2 separate regions of the Homo sapiens genome follow, and region 2 is linked to region 1. The links are chromatin loops, found by intact Hi-C in ENCODE. Cell type or tissue: prostate gland. All regions are shown on one strand. Each heading gives the region's core, and the rest is flanking DNA. Links, peaks and the distances in the headings are about the cores only. Region 1 holds the start of BLOC1S6 (biogenesis of lysosomal organelles complex 1 subunit 6). Region 2 overlaps DUOX1 (dual oxidase 1).

Region 1 (16,871 bases), core at 8,872-16,871:
ATAGAGACATACTGTCCTAAGTTGCTTTCTAATGTTCATTTTAAAAATTAAATCAAGAGAATGGGAAGACCAGCCATAGACTGGGAGAAAATATTTTCAAAAACATGTCTGATAGGCCAGGTGCAGTGGCTCACACCTGTAATCCCAGCACTTTGGGAGGCTGAGGCAGGCAGATCACCTGTGGTCACGAGTTTGAGACCAGCCTGGCCAACGTGGTGAAACCCTGTCTGTACTAAAAATACAAAAATTAGCCAGGTGTGGTGGTGCATGCCTGTAATCCCAGCTACTTGGGAGGCTGAGGAATGAGAATCACTTGAACCCAGGAGGCAGAGGTTGCAGTGAGCCAAGACTGCACCACTGCTCTCCAAGCTGGGTGGCAGAGTGAGACTTCGTCTCATAAAAACAAAAAAACAACAACAAAAAAACCATGTCTGATAAAGGACTATTATGCAAAATATACAAATAACTCTTAAAACTCAGTGATAAGAAAACAAACAACTTGCTTCAAATATGTGTAAAAGATGTCAACTCACATCTCATTGAAGAAAATATATAGATAGCAAAGAAGCATATGAAAAGATGCTCAACATCATATGCCATTAGGAAATTGCAGATTAAAACAATGAAATACCACTACACACCCATTACAATGGGTGAAATTCAAAATACTGACCCCACCAAAGGCTGGTGTGGACGTAGAACAACAGGAACCCTCATTCATTGCACGTTGGTATGCAAAATGGTACAGCCTCTTTGGAAGAGTGTTTGGTAGTTTCTTACAAAACTAAACATACTCTTACCTTATGATCCAGAAATCTCACTGCTTGGTATTTACCCAACTGATCTGAAAACTTACGTATACACAAAAATCTGCACATGGCGTTTATAGCAGTTTCATTTATAATTGCCAAAACTTGAGAACAACCAAGATGTCTTTCAGTAGGTGAATGTACAAGCTGTGGTATATCCATACAATGGAATATTATTCAGTGCTAAAAGAAATGAGCTCTTAAGCCATGAAAAGATATGGAGGAAGCTTAAATGCATATTACTAAGTGAAAGAAACCAGTCTGAAAAGACTACATACTATACAATTCCAATTATGTGACAATCTGGGAAGGGCAAAACTATGCAGTCAAAAGATCAGTGGTTGCCAGGAGTTGCAGGGAGAGAGGGGTGAATAGGTGGGCACAGATGTTTTGGGGCAGTGGAGCTATCTTGTATGACACTCCAGTGGTGAATATATGCAATTATACATTTGTCAAAACCCATAGAATGGGGAATATCAAGAGTGAATCCTAATGCAAACTATGGACTTTGAGTGATGATGATGTATTAATGTAGGTTCATTGATTGTAATACGTGAATCATTTTGGTGGGAGATGTTGGTAGTGAGGGGTATGAGTGTGTATGAGCAGGGGACATAGGGGACCTCTGTACTTTTTGCTCAACTTTGTTGTAAACCCAAAACTGTTCCAAAAAATAAAGTCTAGGCCGGGCACGGTGGCTCACACCTGTAATCCCAGCACTTTGGGAGACCGAGGCAGGTGGATCAACTGAGGTTGGGAGTTTGAGACCAGCCTGACCAACATGGAGAAGCCTTGTCTCTACTAAAAATACAAAATTAGCCAGGCATGGTGGTGCATGCCTGTAATCCCAGCTACTCGGTAGGTTGAGGCAGGAGAATCACTTGAGCCCGGGAGGCGGAGGTTATGGTGAGCTGCAGCACCACTGTACTCCAGCCTGGGCAACAAGAGCGAAACTCCGTCTCAAAAAAAAAAAAAAAAAAAGTCTATAAAAAAAAATCCCATTCTAAAAAAACCTGACTTTTCTCAGATTGCCTCAAGAAGAAAGACTCTAATAGAAGAAAACTCTAATTGCTGGCACCTGTGATAGTCACTGATGCTATTCACTTTCTGTTTTTCTCCTTTCCCAAGCACCTGTGAGGAAAATGCTTCCCCACCCCTTTGATGTTGGGTGTAGCCATGTGGCTGGCTGTGGGTAATGAAATGTAACCTCTGTCACCTTAAGGGTGAAAGTCTTCAAGAGTTAGTGTGCAATTTGCCATGTTTCTTCTTCCCATGGTAATGACTGGGGGTGTTCCTCCTTGTGGTGGAGGCTGTCAGCCTGGGTCTCTGAGTGAAGACTGTGAAGCAGAGTCCTTCATAAAATAGATGTGTGTGTGTTAAGTCGTGAGATGTGAAGGTTATTACAGGACCACAGCCTAGCCTGCCCTGACTGTACAGTAGTATCTGATATCATACCTCTAGTTCTCTAGTGACCCTCGAATAACATAAAAGAGATAAGGCAAGTTGAATTTCAATCTCTTATTTTAATAAATTACTTTAGGCCGGGCGTGGTGGCTCATGCCGGTAATCCCAGCACTTTGGGAGGCCGAGGCAGGTGGATCACCTGAGGTTGGGAGTTTGAGACCAGTCTGGCCAATATAGTGAAATCCTGTCTCTACTAAAATATGTTAAAAAAAAAAAATTAGGCCGGGCGCGGTGGCTCACGCCTGTAATCCCAGCACTTTGGGAGGCCGAGGCGGGCGGATCATGAGGTCAGGAGATCGAGACCATCCCGGCTAAAACGGTGAAACCCCGTCTCTACTAAAAATACAAAAAATTAGCCGGGCGTAGTGGCGGGCGCCTGTAGTCCCAGCTACTTGGGAGGCTGAGGCAGGAGAATGGCGTGAACCCGGGAGGCGGAGCTTGCAGTGAGCCGAGATCCCGCCACTGCACTCCAGCCTGGGCGACAGAGCGAGACTCCGTCTCAAAAAAAAAAAAAAAAAAAAATTAGCCAGGGTGGTGGTGCTACACGGGAGACTGAGGTAGGAGAATTGCTTGAACCCGGGAGACTGAGGTAGGAGAATTGCTTGAACCTGGGAGGCAGAGGCTGCAGTGAGCCAAGATCGTGCCACTGCACTCCAGGCTAGGTGACAGAGCAAGACGCTGTCTCAAAAAAACAAAAAAAATTACTTTAGTGTTTATATGAAAATAGAAGTTTGGGCTGGGTGCAGTGGCTCACGCTTGTAATCCTAGCACTTGGGAGCCTGAAGCAGGTGGATCACTTGAGCTCAGGGGTTCAAGACCAGCCTGGGTAACATAGTGAGACCCTGTCTCTACAAAAAAATATAAAAATTAGCCAGGTGTGATGGTGCGCTCCTGTAGTCCCAGCTACTTGGGGGGGCTGAGGTGGGAGGATCTCTTGAGCCTGGGAGGTTGAGGCTACAGTGAGCCATGATTGTGAAATTGCACTCCAGCCTGGGCATAGAGTGAGACCCTGTCTCAAAAAAAGAAAATAGAAGTTTGAACAAAACTTGGCTTGTATTTGCTTATGTAAGATATTGCAGCTGGGCATGGTGGCTCATGCCCATAATCCCAACACTTTGGGAGGCCGAGGTAAGAAGACTGCTTGAGCCAGGAGTTTGAGACCAGCCTGGGCAACACAGGGAGACCCCCCCCCCCCCACCATCTCTACAAGAAATTAAAATAAATTATTGGGTCATGGTGGTACCTGACTGTGGTCCCAGCTACTTGAGAGGCTGAGGTGGGAGGATTGCTTAAGCCCGGGAGGTTGAGGCTTCAGTGAGCCATGATCACTAAAATAAAATGTTTCTAGTAATTGTGTTCATTTTCTAAAAATTTCAAAAGCCATTGCTTTTGACTTCTGCATATATTTTGCAAAACTTTTTGGTGGCAGAGTTAGGAGGAGGTGTTGGTGAAATAATCCATGTAAAAATATGTTTGTTATATAATGCAAGGAATGAATGTGGAAAGTGTAGCAGAGTTACAGTGGGTGGAAGTATTTCAGCACTTTGCTAATGTGAAAGAATATTTCTTATGTAAATACAAGTGAAAAGTGGTTTTTAAAAAAGTGGCTAACCATAGGCAAAATGGTAAACTGTTTTTCTTTAGTAATTAATTTCTTTGATTTTCTACTTACAATTTCTTCCCTTCCTTTTAATTATTTTGCAAGAGCATCAGCCTATATGAATGTGTTCATATTTTCAACATCTATCCAATAGAAGCATAAGGTCATGGGCTGTAATATCTTTCTCTTGTGTATCTTCCCCCTTCTCCTCCCTTTTTCTCTGCAGCCCTGGTAATTACATCTTTTTATTTTATTTTATTTTTTCTTTTTCTTTTTTTGAGTCAGAGTCTCGCTCTGTCACCTAGGCTGGAGTGCAGTGGTGCGATCTTTGCTTTCTGCAACCTCCGCCTCCCGGGTTCAAGTGATTCTCGTGCCTCAGCCTCCTGAGTAGCTGGGATTACAGACATGAGCCACTGCGCCTGGTAATTTTTTGTATTTTTAGTAGAGATGAGGTTTCCCTGTGTTGGCCAGGCTGGTCTTGAACTCCTTGCCTCAAGTGATCTGCCCACCTCCGTCTCCTAAAGTTCTGGGACTACAGGCGTGAGCCACTGCACCCGGCCAGTCCCTACATCTTACTGAAATATTTTGCGCCACCCCCTGCTTTGTCTTCCCCCAACACTTTCTTCTGTTTTTGGAAAAAGATCAAAAGAGAGATAAATGGGAGGGTGGAAATAAATGCCTGTGAGAGAAGTAGGTCAAACACATTCTAAATATAGGACATCTGATCCATAAAAGGAATAAAAAATATTCATGGACTAATATTTTTTTCTTTACTTGAATCTCTTACCCACCTTCTCCCTTTAGGTCAGCAAAAAATAAAGGATATAGAAACATTTAAAACAGCAAAACTGAAAGGTGAATAAAGTTTTGATTTATTTATTGCATTATATTTGCTCTTCCTCTTTTGCATTTCATAGTCCTTGAAATCCAATGGCCTTATTTTTGCTATGAATATAACACACACACACACACACACACACACACACACACACACACACAAAGTGTTTAACACTTTCTAGATATAGTTTCTTTGAACTAACTTATTCAGAGCTACATTTTATGTTCTTTTATCTTCTTAAATTCTTTTGGTCTAACAGACTATGCAACACCTTTCTCTATTAGGTCCTCCTACTAACCATTTAATCTGTGTCACTGCTGTATTCTCCAGAGGACAGTTAGTGCCTTGAGGCCCTTGAATCTGAAGTATATTTTTGCTACTCATGATGTTTTTCTCCTGCCTGAAAGACTTTACTAATTTTTCTCTTCAGATTACATTTTACCTGTCTTTTAAGGTATGGCTTAAATCCCAATTCCTCTATTAAATTTTAAAACTTTCCCTAGTTACTTTCCACTTGTACACTATACAACTGCACATCTGTGATAGGATGAATAATGCCCCCCCAAAGACGTCCATATTCAAGTCCTTGGAGTCTGTGAATGCTAGCCTCCATGGCAAAAGGGACTTTGCTGATGTAATTAAATTAAGGACCTTGAGATGGGAAGAGTATCCTGGATTATGCAGGTGGGCTTAATGTAATCACAAGAGTCCTTATATAAAGGAGGAAGGAGGATCAGAGTGGGAAAGATGGTGATGTGACAATGAAAGCAGGGGGAAAAAGGCCATGTGATGTGGGGCCATGAGACAAAAAAGTTGCAGCCTCTCTATAAACTGGAAGAGGCGAAATTCTAGGGAAGCAGATTCTTCCCTGGAGCCTCCAGAAGTAAGCAGCTGTGCTGACACCTTCATTTTTAGCCCACTGAGCCTGATTTTAGACTTCTAAGCTCCAGACCTATAAGAAAATAAAACTGTTGGCTGGGCACTGTGGCTCACGCCTGTAATCCCAGCACTTTGGGAGGCCGAGGCGGGCAGATCACGAGGTCAGGAGATCGAGATCATCCTGGCTAACAGGGTGAAACCCCACCTCTACTAAGAATACGAAAAATTAGCCGACGTGGTGGCGGTCGCCTGTAGTTCCAGCAACTGGGAAGGCTGAGGCAGGAGAATGGCGTGAACCCAGGAGGCGGAGCTTGCAGTGAGCACACATGGTGCCACTGTACTCCAGCCTGGGAGACAGAGCAAGACTCTGTCTCAAAACAAACAAACAAACAAACAAAAAAACATAAAACTGTGTTGCTTTAAGCTACCAGGTTTGTAATTTGTTACACCAGCCATAGGAAACTAAGATGACATCATGTCCTTTACATTCCTCCAGGTCCTGTTCCACATAATTCAGCACTTTATTGTCATGCTCACTAATTCTACTATGTTTAAATGGTAGAATATAAATTCTTGGTGGACAGGAATCAGGATTTTTACTTTTACCCCCTACAATGCCTTCCAGTTCTAGATATTCAGATGTTTGGAGTGAATTATAACTTCGGTGCATAAAAGGGAATGGGAGCGATGAAAGGCATTTTAAAAGAGATATAAATCAACAAACTGTATTTACATCCTTGCAATCAAATTCTAGTATTTTGCTTTTGAGCTCTGTGCCACATGCAGTGTTATGTTAAGCATATAGCAGCCATTTCACAGAGACTGGAACACAAAGGGTATTCAACAAACACCTGATGTGTTAGTAACCCCAAGAAAGGGTTCTTGGGTCGCATGCAAGAAAGAATTTGGGATGAATCCACAAAGTAAAGTGAAAGCAAGTTCATTAGAGAAGTAAACAAACAAAAGCATGGCTACTCGCCAGGCGCGGTGGCTCACGCCTGTAATCCCAGCACTTTGTGAGACCGAGGCAGGCGGATCACGAGGTCAGGAGATCGAGACCATCCTGGCTAACACAATGAAACCCCGTCTCTACTAAAAATACAAAAAATTAGCCTGGCATAGTGGCGGGCGCCTGTAGTCCCAGCTACTTGGGAGGCTGAGGCAGGAGTATGGCGTGAACCTGGGAAATGGAGCTTGCAGTGAGCCGAGATCGCACCACTGCACTCCAGCCTGGGCGACAGAGCGAGACTCCGTCTCAAAAAATAAAAAAGAATGGCTACTCCATAGGCAGAGCAGTGGCATGGGCTGATTGGCTCAGTGTACTTATGGCTATTTCTTGATCATATGCTAAACAAGGGGTGGATATTCAATGAGTTTTCCAGGAAAGGAGGGGGAGTTCCTGGAACTGGGGGTTCCTCCCCTTTTTGGACCATATAGAGTAACTTCTGGACGTTGCTATGGCATTTGTAAACTGTGATGGTGCTGGTGGGAGTGTCTTTTAGTGTGTTAATGCATTAAAATTAGTGTATAATGATCAGTGAGTATGATCAGAGGTCACTTTTGTCACCATCTTGGTTTTGGCCAGGTTCTTTACTGCATCCTTTTAATCAGCGGGGTCTTTGTGACCTGCATCTTGGGCCAACCTTCTGTCTCATTCTGTTACTAAGAATGCCTATCCTGGGAATGCAGCCCAGCAGGTCTCAGCCTCATTTTACCCAGCCTCTGTTCAAGACAGAGTCACTCTGCTTGGAATGCCTCTAACAGATGCATTGAGCTGAAATCTGTGGGGGTAGAGGGAAAAGGAGAAAGGGAAAAGCAAGATGGGTTTGGTACAAAGTCCGCCTTGTCTATTTAGCTGATTAGTTTTTGTCATATTAAGTAAAGTTAAAATGCTGAAAAAGATCATCAAATTTCCAACATGAATTGTTCTGTAAAGCAAAATAGAAGATAATTAAAAATTGGCAGGGTGTCACCATTTAATTTCATCCACTGAATTTAAATAACCAGTATTTTGGCCAGGTGTGGTGGCTCCACCTGTAATCCTAACACTGGGAGGCTGAGGCAGGAGGATCACTCAGGCTCAGGAGTTCAAGGCAAGCCTGGGCAAATAGTGAGACCTTGTTTTTATTTTAAATAATAATAAAAAATAACCAGTATTTTCAAATTCATGTAATATGGTTAATACTGTGCTAAGACATAAAGAGGTACAGGCAACCCATAGGACATGGCTTCATTCTAAATGGCTTTACTATCTAGTTAGGAGATAATGCTAACAACCAACTAAGGTTGCCAGGCAGTTTATCAAATGTCATATTGTGTGACGCAGACTTTACAGATTATAGATATCTGGAAATGGGGCTAGAGAATCAATACTTACTTCATTCATTGAATATTGGTTGAGAACCTATTATGATTCTCTGTGAATAAGAGCGTATGTTCGGAGTTTGCAATCTAATAGAGGGAGACAAGGGAAATAACTAATACAGAATAATTTAAGTGGACAGGCATGGTGGCTCATGCCAGTAATCCCAGCACTTTGGGAGGTTGAGGCTGGCAGATCGCTTGAGTTCAGGAGTTTGAGACCAGCCTGGGCAACACAGCAAAACCCGTTTCTACCAAGGGGGAAAAAAAAAGAACGGATTAAGTGCTAAAATAGCAGGATGCTTTGTAGTTGATAAAGGGTTATTACCGTAACTTCTGAATGAAAGGAGTAGTGGGATTGTGAATGATTTTAAAGTAAAGGCTTTAAGACTGAGCCTTGGAAGAGAAGTAGGATTTTTTTTTTTTTTTGAGACAGAGTCTTGCTCTGTCACCCAGGCTGGAGTGCAGTGGTGCTATCTCGGCTTACTGCAACCTCCACCTCCCGGGTTCAAGTGATTCTCTGCCTCAGCCTCCTGAATATCTAGGATTACAGGCGTGTGCCACCACGCTCAGCTGTTTTGTGTTTTTGGTAGAGACAGGGTTTCACCATGTTGGCCAGGCTGGTCTTGAACTCCTGACCTCAGCTGATCTGCCTCCCAAAGTGCTAGGGATTACAGGTGTGAGCCACCGCACCCAGCTGAAAAGTAGGACTTTGAAAATGTTGATTAAGTCAAACTCTGTAAAATATTTGAAGACATTTATTTTGAGCCAAATGTGAGTGACCAATGGCCCATGACACAGCCCCAGGAGATCCTGAGAACATATGCCCAAGGTGGTCAGGCAGTTAGCAGAAAGGGGTACTGATTCAGACCCCAGGAGAGACTTCTTGGATTTCGCAAAATAAAGAATTCGGGTGAGTCCATAGAGTAAAGTGAAAGCAAGTTTATTAAGAAAGTAAAGGAATAAAGAATGGCTACTCATGGGCAGAGCAGCGGCTTAGGCTGCTCACTGATTACACTTATAGTTATTTCCTGATTATATGCGAAATAAGGGGTGGATTATTCATGAGTGTTCCGGGAAAGGGGTGGGCAATTCCTGGAACTGAGGGTTCTTCCCCTTTTTAGACCATATAGGGTAACTTCCTGATGTTGCCATGGCATTTGTAAACTGTCACGGTGCTGGTGGGTGTGTCTTTTAGCATGCTAATGCATTATAATTAGCAAATAATGAGCAGTGAGGATGACCAGAGGTCACTTTTGGCACCATCTTGGTTTTGTTGGGATTTGGCTGGCTTCTTTACCACATGCTGTTTTATCAGCAAGGTCTTTGTGACCTGTATCTTGTGCCGATCTCCTATCTCATCCTGTGACTAAGAATGCCTAACCTCCTGGGGATGCAGCCCAATAGGTCTCAGCCTCATTTTACCCAGTCCTATTCAAGATGGAGTTGCTCTGGCTCAAATGCCTCTGACAAGGCTACAGTGTAGTTTTATATACTTTAGGAAGACCTAAGACATTCATCAAAACATGTAAGATGTACATTGGCTTGGTCTTGAAAGGCGGGACACCTGGAAGCGGAGACTTCAGGGTCACAGGCAATTCAAAGATTATCAGGCTGGCGTGGTGGCTCACGCCTGTAATCCTAGTGCTTTGGAAGGCTGAGGTGAGAGGATCGCCTTAGGCCAAGAGTTCCAGAGCAGCCTGGGCAACATACGGAGACTCTACCTCTATATTAGGAAATAAACAAACAAAAAAGACTTAAGTTATTATCTAAAGACCTGGAGTCAATAGAATGTCTGGGTTAAGATATGGGGTTGTGGACACCAAGGTTGTTTTTTTGAGACAGAGTTTTGCTCTTGTCGCCCAGGCTGGAGTGCAATAGTGTGATCTCGACTCACTGGAACCTCCACCTCCCAGGTTCAAGTGATCCTCCTGCCTCAGCCTCCCGAGAAGCTGGGATTACAGGCACCCGCCACCATGCCTGGCTTTTTTTTTTTTTTTTTGTAATTTTAGTAGAGACAAGGTTTTAGTCACCATGTTGTCCAGGCTGGTCACGAACTCTTGACCTCAGGTGATCTGCCTGCCTCGGCCTCCCAAAGTGCTAGGATTACAGGCGTGAGCCACCACACCTGGCCCAAGACCTAGGTTTTTTTTTTTTTTGAGACAGAGTTTCATTCTTGTTGCCCAGGCTGGAGTGCAGTGGTATGATCTTGGCTCACCGCAACCTCTGCCTCCTGGGTTGAAGCAATTCTCCTGCCCCAGCCTCCCAAGTAGCTAGGATTACAGGCATGGACCACCACGTCTGGCTAATTTTGTATTTTTAGTAGAGACGGGGGTTTCTCCAGGTTGGTCAGGTTAGTCTCGAACTCCTGACCTCAGGTGATCCACCTGCCTTGGTCTCCCAAAGTGCTGTGGTTACAGGCGTGAGCCACTGTCCCTGGCAGAGATCAAGGTTTTATTATGCAGATGAAGCCTCTGGTAGAGCTCTTATCAGACCTAAAAAGGTGCCAGACTTGGTTAATTCCCTCCTGGGTAAGGGAAAACACCTGGAAAGGAACAGGGCTTTTCTACAGACTGTAGGTTTTCCCCCACAAGATACAGCTTTGCAGGGCCATTTAAAAATATGTCAAAGGAATATATTTTGGGGTTAAATAATTCAATTTCCTTCAGGGCCTGCTATCTGTCGTGATGCTATACTAGAGTCAGGCTGGCTTGGTGTCAAAAATAAAGTTCTAGAAAAGCTAGAAAAAGTCTGGCAGTCTTAAGATCTGTTTTCATGTGAATGCTGTTCAGCTCAGCCTGAATTCCAAAGGGAGGAGGGTATAATGAGCCATGTCCGACCCACCCCCGGGACTAACCCCCCCATCCCCACTTCCATCTAGATGATGGAATAACTAGATTTTCAGGTTTACTTTGGAATGCCCTTGGCCAAGAGGTGAGGGGCAGGGGGTCCATCAGTCAGTTGTGGGGTTTATAATTTTATTTTTGGTTTACAAAAGGATAGAATATTTCAGGTTGAAGCATAGGCAAGAGCACTGCAGACATGAAAGGGCATAATTTTAGGAGAATGCTCACATGGAATAAAGAATGTCTTGAAGGGTATACCGTACATTATTATTGGTGTTATAACAAGTTATCACAAACTTAAGACACAGATTATTTCACAGTTCTGTTGGTCAGAAGTCCAACATTGATCACATGAGGATAAAATCAAGGTGTCATCAGAGCATTAGAGAGGCTTCAGGGGAATGTTTCCTTACCAGTTCCAGCTTCTGGAGGTCACCCACAATGCTGGAGGCTCCCTTCCTCTATATTCAAAGCCAACAATGTTGTATCTCTCTAATCATTCTTCATAGTTACTTGTCACTCTTGACTCTCTTTTGCAGTTTTGGAGGCCCTATGATTACAATCAGCCCACTGGAACAATCCAGGATAATGTTTTTTTTTTAAGATGGAATCTCGCCCTGTCGCCCAGGCTGGAGTGCAGTGGAGCTGCTCAGCTCACTGCAACCTCTGCCTCCCTGGTTAAAGCGATTCCAGGATAATCTATTTCAACACCAGGTAATTAACAACCTTAATTCCCATTTGCTATGCAAGCTAACATATTCACAGCTTCTGGTGTTCAGGCTGTGGACATCTTTGAGGGGCTAGTATTCTGCCTACCAGAGTTAATAAGAAGGAGCTAATACTAAGAGGAAAAGAGGCCCAAAGAGGAAAGTGTGTGAATGCACTGATAAAGGCAATGGGGAACCAGTGCAAGTTTCTGAGTCTTGCAAATTCTTATTTTTTTGAAATAAGCTTTGGTTGCAGCTGAGAAAACTGAACAGGCATAATTGGGGAGCAACATTAGGAGGCCACCATTACAGTTGAGATGAGAGGGTATAAGCTAGAGATGGCAGAGCTAAATCGTTTTCTTTGGTCCAAAGCTGCCTATGCCCTTTTCTAAGTGTTTTCCAACAGAATTCATGAGATCATTCCACAGGATCTCAGCAAGTGCAGTTTCTGATAACTTGGCCGAATTTGTTCAGTAGCTGCTGCAACGGAGGGCTTAAATCTTTCATCTACACTTAACAAGGGGAGCCCGGAAAAGTGGCAAAACCCTAGTTAGCAAGGCTGAGGCTCGCAGAGACCTAGGCATCGAATTTTTTAATGGTCCAAATCGCAGGGAAAGCGAGCACTCCCTGTTCTGAAGGTTTTCCCTAAACACGGAGACAACACTAAAAAGCTGTGCCGCGTGAGGGCTGAAAGTCCTGTTTTCTCCCTAGCTTCAGTGAAGAAAGCCTGACGGCTCCCCCGCGTCCAACAAAGACAACGCTCTTCCGGTCTTCGTGACCCACCCCGTGAGCAGCCCAAACCGACCACCGTCCTCCCCCAGCTCCCACCAATCGGATCGCAGGGACTCGAGCCCCACACTGCTGAGTCCGCTGACACTGCGTCCGGGGCCAGACGACGATATCAGCGCGGGGTCCCCACAACGCCATGGGGCAGAGCCAACTCTCGAGCGCGTGATCGAAGCCCGCAGTTTTTTCGCCCCCGTCACTTCCGGGTGCGACAATCTCTTCTGTCCGGCCAGCCGCTGGAGTCGTTAGGTGCCGCCTTGCTTCTGACGAGCCACACGTTTGCTTCTTCCCTGTGTTCCCAGCTGGAGGGACATGAGTGTCCCTGGGCCGTCGTCTCCGGACGGGGCCCTGACACGGCCACCCTACTGCCTGGAGGCCGGGGAGCCGACGCCTGGTACGTACTATCGGGTGGGAAGCGCGGCCCGGGCTGGGTGTGAGGGGCGGGGACCTGAGTGAGTAGAACTCCGGAGAAACCCTGGGGGAGTAAGCGGTTTTTGGCGGCTGCGGCCCCCGGGCCCTGCCCCGAGTGCAGAAATGGGGAACCGCGCCGGCCCCTCTGCCCAGCGCAATGGGCGGAACTGAAGTCCCGAGGGGAAGCTTTGTATTGGGGGTGCAATTGAAGGCGGTTGATGGTGAAGCCATTCTGAGTTTATGTGTTGACTCCGGTACGTCATTGGTTATTTGTCATACGGCAGTGGTGGGGGATGGATTTACCAGAAAGATGATCAGCTTATAATTCAGAGAGGTGACGTATCCTATAATATTGACCACTCATGAAATGCTTGGTCAGCTCGGTGATATTACTTCATCCCTATTCCTGCAGCAGTCTTCTCGACCGAGTTCCAGGAGGGATTTAAGCTCTAATGCCCTAAGGCATCCATTGAATGGAATGAATTAACTTGCTGTGCACCCAAAATGGTACTATTTATGTACCATCCTTGGGAGAACTGAGAAAATGGTCACTCAGAGCATTTTCTGTGTTCTGTGGTTTAGATGAGGCCTTAGATGAGAAAGGCTGCAGGGCTCCTTGGATATGCTTTTTCTTTTACCTCCTGTTTCAGAAATATAGGGGTTACCCCCAAATAGTGCTCTCAGCACTTTCCTGTTCATGCTTTTCCTCAAGGATCTCTTCACACTTTCATTAAGTCGCTTCTATAAATATGACTTCTTTGTATGTATTTGAAACTTGGGCCCCTCTCTTAACTCTTGTTTACTTCTCCATCTGCTAGCTGGATACTTTGACGTGGCTGTTTTGCACTAATCTCACGTAAGGCATGTACATAAATGAAAACATGTCTCATCCTGTTAATGGTGGTAGGTCACTCTGACTTGAAACTTTGAAATTGCTCTGGACTTTTTCCTCTCTCTCTCCTTCCACCTCTAGGGGATTCTCCTATACAATTCCATCTCCTTGTAATTTCACCTTTAAAACAGCTGTTGAAAGGCTGGTTCACCTCCAGTCTTACTCTTTCAACGCATCTGTCCCGCTGCTGTCACATCACTGTCCCAAGATAAAGCTTCAGTCATGTCATTCCTGAACTCAGAAACCTTAAATAGCTCCTCACTACTTATTAACAAAGGTCCAAACCATTAACTTGGCATTTAGAGGCCCTTACTGGCCTTCCGGTCTTAAAGCTCACTATTGCTATGCTGCATATGCCCCATGCCTCTCCAGAAGTATCCTGTACTGTATTCCAGCCTTTCCTCATGCTGCTTTCTTTACCCATATTGCATCCATTCCACTCCTGCCATAGATTTCTTCCCCATTTGGAAATAGTCCTCACAGATTGTTGGTGGGAGTGGAAATTGGTGCCAATTTCTTAGGAGGGCAGTTTGGCAATGTCTGTTTAAAAAATGCATAAACTCTTTGTCCCAACAGTCTACTTCTAAGAATTTATCCTACAGAAAGTGACACAAATATGCAGATAAGCAAGGAAGCTCACTGCAGCATTGTCTGAAATAGCAAAAAGTGAAAATAACCTAAATAATCCATCTATGGGGGACTGGTTAAACAAACTATGGTAGAATTCTATTCTGCTAAAAATAATGTAGTAGATCCCTATATGTTGGTATGGAAAGATACCTAAGATATATGTTTTAAAAGTTGCAGAATGGTATGAGTAATATTTCGTTTGTCATAAAAATAATATATGCATAGATACGCAAAGACAATTTCTGGAAGGCTCTGTGAGAAACTCCAGAGTAGCTCATGCTGGAGTTAGAGGGTAAGAAGAAGTATTTTTACTTTTCAGTTTGTGCCTCCCTCTGTAGTGTTTTAAGTTTTTACAGTGAGTAACACTCGAATAGACAAAGAGAAATGAAAACTCCATCCATTCTTTGAGCCTTAGCTCAGTGTCCACACTTCCTTTAGGAATTTTTCTTAGACTTCCCTAATGAAAGTCGCTCTCCCCTGAATTTCCATAACATTTTCTGTTTCTCATTTTCTGTGATTCCTCACTTCTCATATTCTGTGATTGCTCGTATTGTGCCCTTCCAGGGAAGGAGACTTGCCTTATTTATTGTTGTAATCTCAGAACCTGGTACATAATATAGATGTTCAGCAAACCTTTCTCGTATGAATAGAATAAGGACCCTCCCTTTCTTCTTCTTTACTCTCGCACAATAAAGCACCTTGAACTTAGTAATTAAATATATATAAAAACTTGAGTGACTTCTTAACCATTGGAAGCAGAGGGTAAAAGAGAGAAAAACAAAACAAACAAACAAACAAAAAATGAGTAACTGAGACTCATCCAATAATTAACCAGAACATTGGGGTGGGAGGAGGGTTTGTGAGTTAAAATGTATGTATATATTGTTAAGCGAAGTGAATTAGTTGTTATTCCTTAAAGTTGAAATGCCCTTTTTTGGGGTGTTCCTATCATAAAACATTAAGAAAATTGTTTTCTATATTTATTAATACTTAAAGTTGCTGATTGCATTGTTATTTTAATCAAGCCTTAAGCAACGGCATAATTGGTGGATATAATTTATTCACTTCCTATACAGTTGGTACATTAATATCCCTAAGTGCTTCACTTTTCTCTCTCTCTCTCTCTCTCTATATTTTTTCTTTTTTTGGTTTTTGTATTTTTATTTTATATGTGGAGTGCTTCAGTTTCTAGTTAGCTCTTACCTATTTGAATGTTGCCTTGCAACTTTGAGAAGTCCAAAGTTTGTTCATGTGTTTCGTAGGGTTAAAATAAAAATTATATAATTTTATTTTGATTTTCAAAAAGCTTACTTCGAATATGATAGCATGTTGTTTTCCTCAATCTTTTTTTTTTTTTTTTTGAGGCAGAGTCTTGCTCTGTCGCCCAGGCTGGAGTGTAGTGGCACAATCTTGGCACACTGCAGCCTCCACCTCCCAAGTTCAAGCAATTCTTGTGTCTTAGCTTCTCGAGTAGCTGAGCTTACAGGCATACAACACTACGCCCGGGAAATTTTTATATTTTTAGTTGAGATGGAGTTTCACCATGTTGGCCAGACTGGTCTCAAACTCCTGACCTCAAGTGATCCGCCCACCTCAGCCTCCCAGAGTGCTGGGATTACAGGCATGAGCCACTGTGCCAAGACTGTTTTTCTCAATTTTGCCAAAATTTAAATCTGTGGCACAAATTGTACTTAGAAATGTGTCACAAGCAATGTGTTGTGATAACTGTTCTATAGAGTGATGTAATTTGATGTTACTGATGGTTACCAGACTATAATTGAAGAGAGATGTTTCAGAGTTTAATATTAATCATAATTTTAGTGTATAATTTTAGTAAAGTGACCATCTTACTTTTTTTTCTCTGATTATAAATCAGTGATTCCATCTTACAAACCATTAAACCCTATTTAGAAATTGTATTTTTCTTGGTAGGAATGGTGATTGATATTCATCTTAGATGTTTTTGAATACCTGGCACAATGCTTACACTTTTATTATTCAAAGGAAAGTGATGAGGCATTGATCTCAGCATCAGGTCTAGATTTATACACAAGACAATGATTATACACTATTTTCTATGGTAAATTAAGTTGCTGAATCTTAAGAGAGAAGAAATTCTTAGAAAATCCCTCTTCTCCTCCCTAACAAATAACACAACCCTCCTTTTACATGTAAATAACATATCGAACTATATCAAAATCGATGTTGACCTACATTTTTGTTTCCATAGAATTGAAAACATACTTTATTTTAGGCATTGCATTTTTGTTTATATAATTTCTTCATGCTTTTGAAAGCAAGAATGCTTTAGTTCAGTGACCGTTACCCACGTTTTGGCCTCAGGCTCCTTTATTTTATTTTTATTTTTATATCTATTTATTTTTTTGAGACAGGGTCTCGCTCCGCTGCCCAGGCTGGAGTGCAGTGGTGCGATCATAGCTCGCTGCAGCCATGAACTTCTGGGCTCAAGTTATCCTCCCACCTCAGCCTCCTGAATAGCTGGGACCACAGGTGTGTGCCACCGTGCCCAGCCATTCTGGGCTTGAGCAATTCTCCCACCTTGGCTTCCCAAAGTGCTAGGATTACAGGTGTGAGCCACTGCCCCTGGCCCTCAGACTCCTTTGATAATCCAGTGAAAACTATAAGTC
Region 2 (9,144 bases), core at 1-8,000, 430 kb before region 1:
TGGGAGGCTGAGGCGGGTGGATTACCTGAGATCAGGAGTTGGAGACCAGTCTGGCCAACATGGTGAAACCCCGTCTCTACAAAAAAATTAGCCGGGAGTGGTGGCATGCGCCTCTAATCCCAGCTACTCGGGAGGCTGAGGCAGGGGAATTTTTTGAACCAGGGAGGTGGAGGTTGCATTGAGCCAAGATCACACCACTGCACTCCAGCCTGGGTGACAGCGAGACTTCCATCTCAAAAAAAAAAAAAAAAAAAAAAAAAAAAAGCAGCTATCTGTGTATCTGTGGAGGGTCTTTTATGTACTAGCTCTCTGTAGGGCCCAGCAGCAGAAGGGGAGACTCTAATCTCTTCCTTAGGAACTTAGGATTCGCTGTGACAAAAAGTGGCACATGCATGAAATGATCAAAATGAACACTTGATATAGGATTAATTGCTGAGCGGAGTGTTCCAAACAGTAAGTTATAGGAGTTCACTGAAGGGAGTTTCACTTGGGCTAAATTGGCTAGGGAAGACTTTGAGGAGAAGACTGGACTTGGGCCAAGGGTCTGGGGGAGGTAAGCTAAGCTTTGACAGGGCAGAGTGGAAACTGAAGAGCAATCCAGGTAAAAGGAAGGGCATGAGCACAGGCAGAGGTGGGAATGGTGATAGGATATTCAGGAGGCAGAGGGGACAGGGCTGGCTGCAGATGGCCATAGGGCATTAGGTGGTGGCAGGACATGCTGCTGGTGATCATGTGGCAGCTGCAGTTGAAACTGAGGGGCTGTGGCTCAGCTGAGAGGCCATGCCACATGGCGGAGCATAGAAAGAGATGAGCAGAGGGTGACAAAACCAGGCTTGGGCAACACCCATGACTGGGGGTGGCAGAAGGAATTAAGCCAGTGGAGGAGATGGAAAGCGAGTGGCCCAAAGTGGGAGAACCAGTAGAGCATTGTTGCAGAAGTGGCGAGAAGGAGGTGGTCACTAGTGCCTCAGGCTTCTAAGAGTAGGAGCCAACATGGCCTGAAAAGATATATTTTACCCATTTGTGGGGCTGCTGGGCCCTCAGTGGGAAGGTCCTAAGGAGAGGTGGACGCAGAAGTCAAACTGAGCCAGACTCAGGAGCAAGCAAGTGGGAAGAATGTGACCAAGTAGTGTCTGACCATGTTAGACAAACTTATTAGGGAAAGGACCAGAGCTGGATGATACTTGTCAGTTATTACATGGAAAAGGGAGACTAGTTAGGTATTCTTAGCCTGGAAAAGGAGAGGATAAACTGGGGAAGCGCCTTTCCCCAACAGTTACTGTGTGCCTATCATATGCCAGGCAGAAACTGCTAGGAGCTTATAATGGCAAACAGTCCCTACCCCTTCAGTCCAGTGGGGAAAACGACAGTAAACATGTAAATGAATGAGGAAGCAAAAGTACTGTTGGCCGCGCGCGGTGGCTCACACCTGTAATCTCAGCACTTTGGGAGGCCGAGGTGGGCAAATCATTCGAGGTCAGTTCGAGACCAGCCTGGCCAACATGGTGAAACCCCATCTCTACTAAAAATACAAAAATTATCTGGGTTTGGTGGCAGGTGCCTGTAATCCCAGCTACTCGGGAGGCTGAGGCAGGAGAATCTCTTGAACCTGGGAGGCGGAGGTTGCAGTGAGCTAAGATCATGCCATTGCACTCCAGCCTGGGTGACAGAATGAGACTCTGTCCCCCCAACCCCCAAAAAACAAAAGTACTGTGGATGACAACGCATGCACTAAGAGAGTTAACAGGCAGATGTGGTAGAGAGGACTGAGGGGAGGCCTGAGGAGGTGGTGTTTCTACTGAGACCTGAAAAATGAGATGGAGCTAGCCATGGGAAGAACCAGGAGAAGGGCATTCCAGGCAGGAGATGCAAAGATCCTTAAGCAGAAAGGACTGGCCGTGTTTGAGGAACAGGGAGGGGAGAACGGCTGGCAGGCAGAAGTCAAGAGTACTTGTGAGGCCTTGTAGTGCAATGGGAAGGCCACCAAAGCTTTTAAAGCTGGGGATGAACAGGATAAAATGAACTTTAAAAAGTCACACTGGCTGCCTTGAAGAGACAGGAATTACAGTGAGACAAGACCAGTAGAAGACCTACTTCCACTGGAAGGCTCCTGCATGAGTCCAGGTGACAGGTGACATCACTTGGTCTAGGGTGGTGTCAGGGATCTAGAAAATACTCTAATTCCTCATGGAATGCTATGGAGGATGGAGTTGGGAATGGTGAGGTTTTGCAACCTAGAAGGAGCATGGTACGTGGTGAGGTGGGGGCTGGATATACCAGCGGGGAAGTATGGAGGGTCTAAGGCCTGAGCTGGCCCTGTATTCTGCTATGGGCATCGCTAGGTCTGAGCAGAGCTCTTTCCTCCATCTAGCTCATCATCCATGGTAGCTTTGCCCTGATCCAGCTGCCCCGTTTCCACATCTTCTTCCTGGTCCCAGCAATCATCTATGGGGGCGACAAGCTGGTGAGCCTGAGCCGGAAGAAGGTGGAGATCAGCGTGGTGAAGGCGGAGCTGCTGCCCTCAGGTACCAGCCTGGCAGGAGATCAGCTTGGTGACACTGAGGGAGCTGACCGGGCAGAGGCAGAGTCTAGACCGCACAGTCTCCTGGTCGGGCCCAGTGGAGCTGGCAGGTGCCTTGGGTGGCAGGGACAAAGGAGCTGGTAGGGGCAAGGCGCAGTGGCTCACGCCTGTAATCCCAGCACTTTGGGAGGCCAAGGCAAGTGGATCATGAGGTCAAGAGATCGAGACCATCCTGGCCAACATGGTGAAACCCTGTCTCTACCACAAAAAAAAAATACAAAAATTAGCTGGGTGTGGTGGCATGCACCTGTAGTCCCAGCTACTCAGGAGGCTGAGGCAGGAGAATCGGTTGAACCTGGTAGGCAGAGGTTGCAGTGAGCTGAGATCGTGCCACTGCACTCCAGCCTGGCAACAGAGTGAGACTGTGTCAAAAAAAAAAAAAAAAAAAAAAAAAGGAAGGAGGGAGGGAGGGAGGGAGGAAGGAAGGAAGGAAAGGAAAGGAGGGCTGTTTGCCAGGGGACCTGAGCCTCTCTCATCGCAGAGAGCAGAGAAGCTCAGGCCAGGCTGCCCCTTGCCTGGCTGACCCTCAGCCCCAGTGCTGCCTGGGCCCCCACAGGGTGAGCTTCTGATGGGGGAGGCCTCCTTTGTCATATTCCAGAAGCAGAGCTGAGGCTGTGGGTGGGGAGCTCTCTGGAGGCCACATTGTTGCTGGGTTCAGGGCAGCAGCTTCTCACCCACCATCCCTCCCCAGGAGTGACCCACCTGCGGTTCCAGCGGCCCCAGGGCTTTGAGTACAAGTCAGGGCAGTGGGTGCGGATCGCTTGCCTGGCTCTGGGGACCACCGAGTACCACCCCTTCACACTGACCTCTGCGCCCCATGAGGACACGCTTAGCCTGCACATCCGGGCAGCAGGGCCCTGGACCACTCGCCTCAGGGAGATCTACTCAGCCCCGACGGGTGACAGATGTGCCAGATACCCAAAGGTACCAGACCCTGGCCAGACATGCCACATGCGCCCATATCCCCTTTGAAGGCTTTGGCCCGGCAGCACTAGACTCCCCGCTCTGTGCCTCCCCTCTCTGCATCTAGAGACTGGTTGTTCCAGATAATGCCACAAATCCTCCTCTTCCCCTCACTCCATATACGTATCTACCTTTCCTTTTCTCTCATTTCTGGCTTCCGATCTATGGTGGTGGCCAAGCTTAACTGAAACCCACGCCCCTCCCTACAGCTGTACCTTGATGGACCATTTGGAGAGGGCCACCAGGAGTGGCATAAGTTTGAGGTGTCAGTGTTAGTGGGAGGGGGCATTGGGGTCACCCCTTTTGCCTCCATCCTCAAAGACCTGGTCTTCAAGTCATCCGTCAGCTGCCAAGTGTTCTGTAAGAAGGTGAGTACTGCCCCCACTTCCCACCAACCCATGGCCCCTTCTTCCTTGTCATGGTACCCATCTGTGCCTTTCTCCTCTGCCTTTGTTCTTGGCTTCCCTGAACTGGGCAGGGGCAAGTTGGTTTGAAACCTGGGGTTGGGTGGTGAGTGGGGTGGTATCAGGATATCCCTAGACCCTTTAGGACAGAACTGGTTTGCGGATGCCTCCAGAATCCTGCCTGGTTTACAAAGACTCTTTCCCTCAGTTAGGGGTGCTCCACATAGGATTTGCTTCTGGGAGTTCCTCCAGGCAAGGTTGGAGGGGGTAAAGAAACCCATTCCTTCTTACAAAGGAGCCCAGCACTTGGAGCCTTATTGGGCTGGGAGAGGGAAGGGCATGTTGGGTGGAGCACAAGTGAAACTGGCTCAGCTCTCAAGAGGAACAGGAGGAGTGGTGGCAAGGCAGGGCTGGTGGGCCAGGTTGGCCCCAGGAACACAGCTCAAACCCTCAGGCCCTCACACGGGTCCTTTCACACCAGCCTGGACCTGGTGGCAGGCCCCTGCTCGTTTCTCTGGGCCTGGCAGGTGAGTCAGGGGTGCTGGAATGCAGTGGGCAGAGGCCCAGCCCATGTGCTGTCAGCATTCAGAGGGTGACAGCTCCCCTCCTGTCCTCTGCCCTCTGCTTCTTAACTATACAGCCCCGCTTTCCTCCCTCGGAAGCTGCAGAGGGCTCCCCGCAGGGCAGCTTCCACCCGCTGGTATCTCTTTGAGCCCATTCCCATCTGCTCAGGCAGCTGCTGGGTCTCCCTGAGGCTGCTCTGTGAAATGCCCTTTAGCCACTAGGTGCCTGGCAGCCTGACCAGGGACCACTGGAGGGAGCTGTAGGACAGGCTGAGCATGAAAGCTGCTTCCCACCCCACAGACCATCAGCTCCCAATCACCAAGGGATCTTTCCCATGGCCCTGGGGTCTCTCACTTCCACCTCTCTATGCCCTGGGCCAACTCCATCTCTGGCCTCAGAGCCTGGCCCCGTGGCCCATACACTCCATCTCCCCAGGCTGTCTAGGGAAGGGCACAAGCTAGCTGTGGTCAGAAGAGTTCTATCAGTATGGACACCCCTGGGGTTTAGGGAGACTGAGCTGAGATGGGTCCTGAACTCCAGCCCTGTGTCCCCAGATCTACTTCATCTGGGTGACGCGGACCCAGCGTCAGTTTGAGTGGCTGGCTGACATCATCCGAGAGGTGGAGGAGAATGACCACCAGGACCTGGTGTCTGTGCACATCTACATCACCCAGCTGGCTGAGAAGTTCGACCTCAGGACCACTATGCTGGTATGTCAGGGCCCACCAGGAGGGTATGCGGGCCACTGTCTGAGCTAGGAATTGACCCTAGCTGTGCCTGGCTGAACTTTGTTCCACCCTTCCCTACCATAGTACATCTGTGAGCGGCACTTCCAGAAGGTTCTGAACCGGAGTCTATTCACAGGCCTGCGCTCCATCACCCACTTTGGCCGTCCCCCCTTTGAGCCCTTCTTCAACTCCCTGCAGGAGGTCCACCCCCAGGTCAGTCCAACCCATAACCAGGTTCTCTTCCTCTTTATCATTTGGGGTCTGAGCAAAGCTCCCAAACCTTCCCCATCGAGGAAGAAATCGACTGCTGATGAGAACCCATCCCCTGGGAGATTGGTGGGGTAATGGAATGGAAAGGATAGGTGGGTGTCACCCTTAGGTGCTAAAGGAGGAGGCAGGCAATAGGGACTTGCCATCTCTGAAGCCAAGATGTATTGTCCAGAAGGAAGAGCTCAATCATTGAGCTAGTCCTCGCCAAAAACTCGGGGCTACCCTCACCACTACCCTCACCAATACTGAGTCAGTCCTCACCCTGGACACTGAGGGAACCTTTACCATGAGCACTGGGCTAGTCACTACTCACAAATACTGGTCTAGCCCTCCATGAGACCCTGAGCTGTTCTTCAACTTGAACACTGATTAACCCAACCTCTATTAGAAATGTTGATCTAGCACTTAGCAAAATTCCACTAGACCTATAAACACTGAGCCAGCCCTCACCATGCATAGTACAAAGCAAACCATCAGGAGCACTGCTGGCTTTTTTTTTTTTTTTAATTTAAAGAAAGGGTATTGCTCTGTTGCCCAGGCTGTAATGCAGTGATGCAATACCAGTTTACTGTAACCTCCAACTCCTGGGCACAAGCAATCCTCCTGCCTCAGCCTCCCAAGTAGCTGGGACTACAGGAGTGCACCACTATGCCTGGCTAATTAAAAATAAAAAAATTAGAGTCAGGGATGTTGCTATGTTGCCCAGGCTGGTCTTGAACTAGGGAGCTACCCCTTCCTCTGAACACTGCGTTATCCCTGCCTCTGAGCAAAGAGTTAGCCTCCACTTATTCCTCCTGCAACAGGTCCGGAAGATCGGGGTGTTTAGCTGTGGCCCCCCTGGCATGACCAAGAATGTGGAAAAGGCCTGTCAGCTCATCAACAGGCAGGACCGGACTCACTTCTCCCACCATTATGAGAACTTCTAGGCCCCTGCCCGGGGGTTCTGCCCACTGCCCAGTTGAGCAGAGGTTTGAGCCCACACCTCACCTCTGTTCTTCCTATTTCTGGCTGCCTCAGCCTTCTCTGATTTCCCACCTCCCAACCTTGTTCCAGGTGGCCATAGTCAGTCACCATGTGTGGGCTCAGGGACCCCCAGGACCAGGATGTGTCTCAGCCTGGAGAAATGGTGGGGGGGCAGTGTCTAGGGACTAGAGTGAGAAGTAGGGGAGCTACTGATTTGGGGCAAAGTGAAACCTCTGCTTCCAGACTTCAGAAACAAATCTCAGAAGACAAGCTGACCTGACAAGTACTATGTGTGTGCATGTCTGTATGTGTGTTGGGGCGGTGAGTGTAAGGATGCAGTGGGAGCATGGATGCTGGCATCTTAGAACCCTCCCTACTCCCATACCTCCTCCTCTTCTGGGCTCCCCACTGTCAGACGGGCTGGCAAATGCCTTGCAGGAGGTAGAGGCTGGACCCATGGCAAGCCATTTACAGAAACCCACTCGGCACCCCAGTCTAACACCACAACTAATTTCACCCAAGGTTTTAAGCACGTTCTTTCATCAGACCCTGGCCCAATACCTATGTATGCAATGCTCCTCAGCCCTCTTCTCCCTGCTCCAGTAGTCTCCCTTCCAAATAAATCACTTTTCTGCCTTCAGGGTTTCTTTATTCTGCCCTAGGACCGGAAGGGGCATGGGGAGAGGAAGCCACTAACCCAGCCAGCTCACCAGGCTGGCCCAGACATCTCTCAAGCTGCCCAGTGTCCTGAGTAAAGGAGCTGGCCCAAGGCAAAGTGCCCCAGCTAGCAATCCCTTCCCCGGCCCAGGGGTGCCCTTCCTGACAGAGGGCCTGTCAGCCACTAGTGTGAGGCCTGGTGAGCCTGCTCAGGAGGGGCAGAAACAGAGGGTGTGGAAGCTTCTGGAGGAGGTTGGCTGGGGAAGAGAACGGGGTCGGGGGCAGACTCAGCTGGAGTCTATAGGGAGCCAGAGCCGCCTGGCTTGTTACCAGGACCTCAGTCACTCCCAGCCCTTCTCTGAGCAAAGGGAGAGTTGGGCACCTGTGCCTACATGGCTCTTCCAGGCAGTGAGATGATAGCAGGAGACAAATGAACACATCACCCAACCTCTCTGGGCCTGTTTTCTCATCTGCAAAATGGCTGGATGCTCTCCAAGTCGACTTAAAGACAGGACAACCCTCTGAGGGAATTTCTCTGAGTGCGCCCCTTTTTTTTTTTGAGACAGAGTTTCGCTCTTGTTGCCTACGCTGGAGTGCAATGGCACGATCTTGGCTCACCGCAACCTGTCTCCCGGGTTCAAGCGATTTCTCCTGCCTCAGCCTCCCGAGTAGCTGGGATTACAGGCACGCACCACCACGCCCGGCTAATTTTGTATTTTTAGTAGAGACGGTATTTCTCCATGTTGGTTAGGCTGGTCTCGAACTCCCGACCTGAGGTGATCTGCCCGCCTCGGCCTCCCAAAGTGCTGGGATTACAGGCGTGAGCCACCGCGCCCGGCAAGAGAGTGCCCAATTTTAAGTGATCCTTCCTATTGCTTCCACAAAACGCCTGCATACCACATATCCTCAATTTCGAGAAAATAGCCACTGGTTTAGAAACTCTCAAGTACTGTGATTCACAGCACACTTTGGAGGTTGCACGTTTAGGTTCTGGAAGAGGCCCTCAGACGGCCCTTTGGCTCAGCGGTCCCCCGAAGGTGCCTGTCCAGCATGTCGAGGGGTCCTGACCAGCCTGCCCGCGGGGTGGGGCGGGCCTGGGGCAGCCTGAGAGCCGCTCCGCCTGGCGACCCAGTGGGCCTCCCCGGGCCCGCCCAGAGGCCTGGGCGGGTTCCAGCGGTGGGCGCCGGTCGGGGTGCGGCCTAGGCCGCGGGCCGGTGGTTAGGGGCTCGCAGGCCGGCCACGCCCGAGGGTCTGCCCGGGACAAACCCTTCCGTTAGGGCGCGAGGGAGGCGCTGCAGGCCCTCAGTTCCTCGGCCAAGGAGACAAGCGCGGCCCCCGCGGCCCGTCCCGCCAGCCTTCCCGCCTCCGCCGGCGCGCGGCTTCCGCGTGGCAGGCCGCCCCGCTCCCCGGCCTGGCGCGCTGCCTCTTTGTCTCTCCGCGCCTCCCCTCCTCCCAGACAAATGGCTGTTGGCAGGAAATTGGACGCGCTCGGGGGAAGCCGCGCGCCGCGGGGAGGGGGCGCCGCGCGGCCAGCGGGCCTCGGGTGCCCCCAGCCGGGGCGGGGGCGGCGGGGATGTTTTGACATCTCGTCAAAGAAAGGAACTTGATGCTTCGAAAGTGCTTTTCACAGCCGGGCTGTGTCTGCTCCAGAGCTGATTTATACGCAGAATCTGCGCTCGCTTCTCCGCTCCCTCCCCCGTCAGCCCGGGGACGGCGCCGGAGGCGCGGGCGCGGCTGTGCCCGGCAGGATCGGGTTTATTTATTGCCTCTGGCCCGGAGCCGGGGCGGCCTGGGGACTGCACAGTTCCCTCTGCCCGAGCCCCTCCCCTTCTCTCCCCACCCCCCAAAGCCGGCTGCTTCCCAGGGGCCTGTCTTCCCCAAACCTCTTACCAGACTCTGGGCGGAGCCCTCCGACGGTCTGGGGTGGAAGTCGGGGACGGAGGCAGAGAGGTGGTAAGGCGCCCCAAGGGGCCGAATTCTGCACTACCTCGCACGGACCCAGTGGGGAGAGGGT

The links. A loop is a pair of places that touch in the nucleus more often than their neighbours do. Peaks named below come from ENCODE experiments on the same cell type or tissue, not always from the same donor. Only the 100,000 strongest peaks of a DNase experiment are listed, where the experiment ranks them.
Region 2: it touches region 1 in a loop (2.4-fold over the local background); 7 of 110 quality-filtered maps call a loop at or near these places.

Annotation. Positions count from the first base shown.
Region 1 is chr15:45,574,842-45,591,712 of GRCh38, forward strand. It overlaps BLOC1S6 (biogenesis of lysosomal organelles complex 1 subunit 6), which reads left to right and starts at 12,538. Exons shown (of 5, transcript NM_012388.4): 1 at 12,538-12,684. The coding sequence starts at 12,603. RefSeq lists a silencer at 4,937-5,137 and enhancers at 12,178-12,277, 12,338-12,597, 13,064-13,684. In prostate gland, for the core only: a CTCF peak has its summit at 12,143; DNase peaks (open chromatin) are centred at 12,490 and 12,860; H3K4me3 peaks cover 3,920 bases; H3K27ac peaks cover 4,104 bases.
Region 2 is chr15:45,158,466-45,167,609 of GRCh38, forward strand. It overlaps DUOX1 (dual oxidase 1), which reads left to right. Exons shown (of 34, transcript NM_175940.3): 29 at 2,372-2,525; 30 at 3,273-3,505; 31 at 3,754-3,912; 32 at 5,067-5,222; 33 at 5,325-5,453; 34 at 6,314-7,109. The coding sequence ends at 6,436. It overlaps SHF (Src homology 2 domain containing F), which reads right to left. Exons shown (of 7, transcript NM_001394037.1): 7 at 8,749-9,144. Among named protein-coding and RNA genes, the nearest start is that of SHF, 25 kb to the right of the region's middle. RefSeq lists a silencer at 8,167-8,966. In prostate gland, for the core only: a CTCF peak has its summit at 4,742 (motif pointing right); DNase peaks (open chromatin) are centred at 4,466 and 4,756; H3K4me3 peaks cover 240 bases; H3K27ac peaks cover 512 bases.